Regions from separate parts of the Homo sapiens genome. Here region 2 is linked to region 1. A link is a contact called in ENCODE Hi-C data. All regions are on one chromosome and are shown on one strand. The core of a region is the stretch at or near the end of the contact, and the rest is flanking DNA. Distances in the headings are between cores, read along the strand shown. Region 1 has its middle 320 kb from the start of SNORD151. Region 2 overlaps ABCA13 (ATP binding cassette subfamily A member 13).

Region 1 (2,930 bases), core at 370-2,869:
CACGTATAGTGCTTAATCACATCTTCGTGTGGACATTACACAAATAGCTAGGGCAAAGACTTCAACATCTTTTCCCTCTTGACACTCTTCCTTGTAATCTGACCTGCAATAGTAGCACTGGCCTGAATTGAATCCTCTGGGCTTCGCGGATCTGATAAGCAACAGTTTCCTGGCTCTTATTTATACACTCTTCTTTCCCAGCCAGAGAGAATTCTCTGTTCCTTTCTTACAAAAAAAGTGCCCCCCCTTCTTAGCCTGGCTAGCCTCATTGCATTTCTGCCCTGTCAGTCTTTCATTTTCATTGGCAAAATGGGAAAAATGACATCTGCCTTTTCTGATATTATATGGTTATTGCAATGGTCAAATGAAGTGATTAAGGTCCAAATGGAGTTAGTGTTAAGCATCAGGAACTCTGCAGGATTCCAAGATGATTTGGTCATGGATTCTGTCCTAACAAAGAAGAAAAATGTAAATAATTTATAGATTCATCCTTAGTTTATCTTTATTTCCCCACCCCGTGGAAGTGGATTAATAAGAAAAATAGACTCTTTGTGGTGAATTCTTTTTAATAACTGCCCCTCAGGCTAGAAAAGAGAACTAGGATCAGTGACATTGGTGAGCAAATGTCTTCCTCTAGAAAAACCTTTGCTCTATCATCACACAAGTCTTACTATTTAAAAAGGGAAAAAAATCCTTCCATTAAAGAAAGAAGCATAAGTCAAAGGCCTCTCTCACAGACTTCAAACTGTTAAAGGTAACTAGAGGTGACTGACCAAATTAGGTCAGGCAATAAATAAGAAATATGTTTAATCTTATCAGGATTTTCCACTCCGTTTTCTGTTTTGTTTCATAGATGGAGGGTAGTTAAATATATCTCTACTTTGAGTTTGAAAATACGCTTTAGGAATTGTATCTTATCAGTAAGTGCTTTACAAACACCATTTATTATCTGATTTGAAATATTGCTAATCCATTTGAACAATCTCATTTATCAATGGTATGTCGAGGAAATTTTGTGCCATATATGAATATATATGTGTAAGATTTTTCTCAGTATTGTTAAAAACAGTAATAAGTTGAATTCAGCATAAATATCCAGCAACAGAGGATTTTTAAAATAAAATATGACACATCCAAACAATGAAATGCTGTGTAGCCACTAAATAATTTCTATGGAAATCTCTTTGGTTTATATTTTTGTATCTTTTCCCTATGTATCAATACTGGAACATAATGTTAAAAGTGCTTTTCTCCCATGATGGGATTTTAACTAATCTTAATGTATTTATTATACTACAGATAATATTTTCTGTAGTTTTAAAATTTAAAAAAAGTAACATAAAAATACAAATACCACTAAAGATAAGGAAAGAATTGTTCTTAATAACTGCAATCAAGAAAAGTCATACAAATGGCATTAATCTTTTCTACAGCTCCACTTACTTGCTAAATAAAATTTACTTATTTGTATTAATCTTTTCTGCAGCTCCACTTACTTGCTAATAAAGCAACCAAATAAAATAGTTGTTGCATGTAGTAGAAGCAGAGAAAAAGAAAGCTTTTATTCCAAATGGAGCCAAACTTGGCCTAGCCCAGTCTGCATTTGCATACTTGCTTCACACATAGCCTTGCTTCACACATAGCCTTGCTTCACAAAAGTCCTCTTGGCATTGTAAATATCATGGTTCTCTTTTCAAGGACACTCTGTGTGAGAAGTACTTTCTTGGCTCTGGACACTAAATAATTATTAACTGACATGTTGCACTTAATAGTTTGTGGTCTCAGCTCTTGTTTATATAAAACGTTTGACCACAGCTCTAAAACACCTCACCATGTAGGTGGGGAACTTGTCATAGGAACTCAGATGGTAGGACCCGTTGACTGGTTACTGCTAGCCCTTGGCAGCTTTGTCCTCACTTGCTGCCACCCCCCCTCCCCGCCAGGGCCCTGCAACAGACACTAGGTGCTCCTATTTAGAGTTGGTCATGGGTAAGGAAAAGATAGATTTGGCCACAGTCTCTCAATACATAGAGACACTTTATGTAGAAAAATCTCTTGAACCTATTAGGAGTACTGCATGAGCAAAAAGTGACTCATGACCAGATATTTCTGAGGATGGCAAAGGGGCAAGTGAGAGAAGCTGGATTAAGTTATTCCCCAGTGAAGAATATTACTTGTGTTAACAAAGCGTAAATTTTCTGACACGTGACTTGCAAAGGAAAATGCTATTGATTAGCTGAAGAACTCCTGAAGATTGTAGCAAAACTTTAATAGTGTAATAATCTTTGAAGATTTTTTGAAAGAACACATACAGAACAAGAGAAAGGAAGTTCTCCCAAGTTTGACTCAGGTACATCATGTGGTGCTACCATTCACTCCTGTATATGGTGGTATCTATATTTGCTTTGGTCTCCCTACATTGAACACATTTTGTGGCAATTTGCTTTTATCTCTATTTATACGAAACTTCTGAAAGAATTCCCTGCATGTGCTGCCTCTGCTGATTTCCTCCTGAATTCTCAACAAAACTGAGGCCGATCTCTATACCCTATCACATAACCACGGGACTGAAAATGCTCCCTCAAAGGTAACTAATGACTTTCTGATTATTCCGCTTCTTTTCATTCTTTCTCATATTCAACTTTCGCGTATCGACTTACAATTATGATCATACTTTTCTTCATGAAACTCTCTTTACTTTGGTGTACAAAACTCTGGTTTGTTTTTCAGTTCTTCTCCTCTTCCCTTTTCCCCGTCCTTCTTTTCAACATACCCTTTAAATAGTACTGTCCTTAGATTTCTGACTCTAGCTTCTTCCCTTTCCATATTGTATATCTCTCCGGGTTAGCTCAGCCTCTCTCTTCACTTCAACTTCCATCTTCATCTCATAAGTGACAAGTATACACCTGTCACCCAAGCTTTCTTGTGAC
Region 2 (3,096 bases), core at 84-2,583, 1.1 Mb before region 1:
CCTAGAGCTCGGCATAGAGGAAAATTTATTGTCTTAAAAGTACCTATTAGAAAATAAGAAAATCTGAAAGTCAAGAACAAGAAAAAGAACAACAATCACACTAAATTTACTAGAAGAAAGAAAATAATAAAGATAAAAAATAAATTAATAAAATAATATACATATTTAGTAAAAATATTTTTTTTAAATTCCGTTTCTTAATAAGACTAGTTATATTTCTGTGACAGTGCAAGCCTTTTCACAGAGATCAGCCCCCAGCAAGGGTCTGTCCAAAGAAAGTAGAGTGGTTAAGCTTACAGGATCCAGAGTGAGACTTCCTGGATTTGCATTCTTGACTTTGATGCTTAATACTTTTGAGACCTATGCTAGGAATAAAATCTTTCTGAGCCTCAATTTTCTCATCTGAAAATGAAATCATAATGGTACCTATCTCACAGGTTGAATGAGGATTAAACAAGATAATCATAGAAAGCACAATAAATATTTGCAATTATCAGTATCATTGAGACTTCTGAACCACAAGCCTGTTGCCACTATTGCATATCACTCTCTGTAGCCTGTTTCTGAAAAGAGTCAAAAGTGGGCAATAATAAGTGATAATGAGGACAGGTAGTATAGGAGAAAGTTAAAGTGTAGGATGAGTACTCAACCCAGAAGAACATGGCCAACTCATTGGAGAAGTTACCATCAACCCAATACTGCTGCTATACAGAAGAGTTTTATAGTGTAATCTGTAGAAAATGCAAAGGCCCATCTTACCATATGTGGATTTGATACTGAGAGCTACAGAGGGAGTATCTCTGGCAGCCTCTAAAAGTAGCAGTTTAAAAAACAGCATGAAATAAGAAAAGGCAAGGTCGTAATAGCCACAGAAAAGGAATGAGAAACTCCCATTTCCTGTCCAAGTCCCTGACGTCCAAGATGCAGGCTTTCTAAGGAGAAGCTGATAACCCCACTGTGATGGAGCAGTGTCATGGCATGCTGGAAAACCAGGGCAGAAGATAATTCCCAAGGAGAGATGGAAATAGACAACCAGCTCTAGAGTAAAAAAGCAGAGGTCAGAAGTGCAAGTTTTACATGCTGGCATCTTTCCAAAAAGTAGATCTCTGGGGAACAGGAGGACTCCCTGTGAATCATACAGTTATGAGTTTGTAATATTTATATTTTAGGGAATTTTTGGTTTTATGAAGCTGATAAGGAAAGAGGTGAGCCATTAACATAATAAAAACATACATATATATTTGGTCTAGGCCATTGTTTCCTGACAGGCACATAGCTGCTAAGACCCTTGGAATGTAGGAAGTGGTGTCTTTTTGTAGGCTAATGAATGACTGGTGACTAGAGGCGCTGGATAGCCCCAGAATGGGGGCTGATTGTCAGGGGAACCAACCCTGTAATTAGAAGGTTGGAACTTTCAGGTTCTCCCTCCTCCCATTCCCTTACCTGCCTTCTAACCTCTAGGTAGGGGAGAGAGGGATGGAAGTTGAGTCAATCACTAATGTCCAGTGATTTAATATATCATGCCTACATAAGGAAACTTCCATAAAAACCCAAAAGGACAGTGTTCAGAGTGCTCATAGGTTGATGAGGACATGGAGGTGCTGGGAGGGTGATAGGCCTGGAGAGGGCATAGAAGCTCCATGCCCCCACATACCTCACCCTATGCATTTCTTCCATCTACTGTTCCTAAATTATATCTGCTTAATAAACCAGTAACCTAGGAAGTAAGCTGTTTTTCTGCATTCTGTGACTTGTACCAGCAAATTACTGAACACAACGAGGGGTTCATGGGAATCCTGATTTATACCCAATTGATCAGAAGTGAGAAGGGAAGCCTGGACTTGGGGTTGGCGTCTGAAGTAGGGGCAATCTTGTGGGACTGAGCCCTTAACCTGCAGGATCTGATGCTAATTCCAGGCAGACAGTGCGAGAATTGAATCGAATTGTAGGACACCCAGTTAGTGTCAATGGAGAAGTGGAGAATTGCTTGTTGTGGAACAAATCCACACATATGGTCACAGCAGTGTTGGAAGTGTTGAGTGTGTGTATAGAGAAAAACAGTTTGTGTTTTCTTCTATAGGTTCATGGGGAGTTGTCCCCAGTGTGAGCATCAATCTTAATGCTAAGTAAAGTGAGAAGGGCCACAACAGAAAATCTGGACTCTTGTGAGTAGGATCATGACTAGTCTGCATATAGAAGTATTTATCACCCAAACCAGGACAGTCTTGAGAGTAAAAGCAGTCACTATTATAAATTTTGCAGGAACAATGTAGCTCAGTCAAACCAGGACTTCTGGTAAGTCTTGTCATAATTGATGAGAAAAAATTATATGAAGTAATCACAATGCCAAATTGTGCTTGGAGAGCCACCCATTTTAAGCCCCGCTTTGTTAAATAGGATGGACTCTCAGGAAATTATGTCACCTCACTAAAAGGGGAAAGCATCCCCCATTCCTGTAGTTTAGGCTACTGACTTACCCAATAGTCTGTTCTGGAAACTCTCTTGCATATTTACATATTGGGCCACTTCGCAAGTCTTCCTGATAAACTTTTTGAAGGCTTTCCAATAATATGCTTGTTCCAGGAAAAATTGTGTTTTTTCAAGTGTATGAAATATCCTGCAATCAAAAAGAATCCAGAGAAAATTAAAATTTAAAAATGATCTTGCAGATGACAGATCATTATAAATTTTTCTAAAAACAAATATATGCAAATGCATGGCAGTCCACTTATGTAAGGAAATAGAATCTTTCAAATAGTTCTACTAATTTTTTAAGTTTGTTTACAAACTCCTCTACCTCGATTTGAAAAATAAGGAAAAGCAATTTATGAGAATACATAAAATATAAGACAATAAATCAAGAAGGACAAAAAAAGAGGAAAATTAAAGGCCATAACAGGAAGTGAACTTAAATATTAAGAAAATATATATTCCCTATTTGACATATTTGACGAAGAACATCCTAGCAGTCAAGGAAAATGGAAATTGATCACACATATAATTCACAGAGTCATAAAATAAAATCAAGGCGAATTTTCTGTAGAGTTACAGCTCCCAAGAGAAGCTTCCCATTTGTACTTAGTGCACAATTTCTGA

Evidence for each region. Hi-C counts contacts between places; a loop is a spot of excess contacts on that map.
Region 2: a map with no recorded cell type shows a loop between it and region 1 (6-fold over the local background). The contact joins two enhancer-like sites. A Hi-C loop is called at or near these places in 3 of 37 single-sample maps with no recorded cell type.

The regions. Positions count from the first base shown.
Region 1 is chr7:47,146,265-47,149,194 of GRCh38, reverse strand. No RefSeq gene overlaps it. Among named protein-coding and RNA genes, the nearest start is that of SNORD151, 320 kb to the left of the region's middle. Within about 2 kb of position 1,619, at least 3 of the 41 ENCODE cell types and tissues checked have a DNase peak (open chromatin) inside an H3K27ac peak, as active enhancers do.
Region 2 is chr7:48,248,733-48,251,828 of GRCh38, reverse strand. It overlaps ABCA13 (ATP binding cassette subfamily A member 13), which reads right to left. Exons shown (of 62, transcript NM_152701.5): 15 at 2,478-2,617. Among named protein-coding and RNA genes, the nearest start is that of ABCA13, 79 kb to the right of the region's middle. Within about 2 kb of position 1,333, at least 2 of the 41 ENCODE cell types and tissues checked have a DNase peak (open chromatin) inside an H3K27ac peak, as active enhancers do.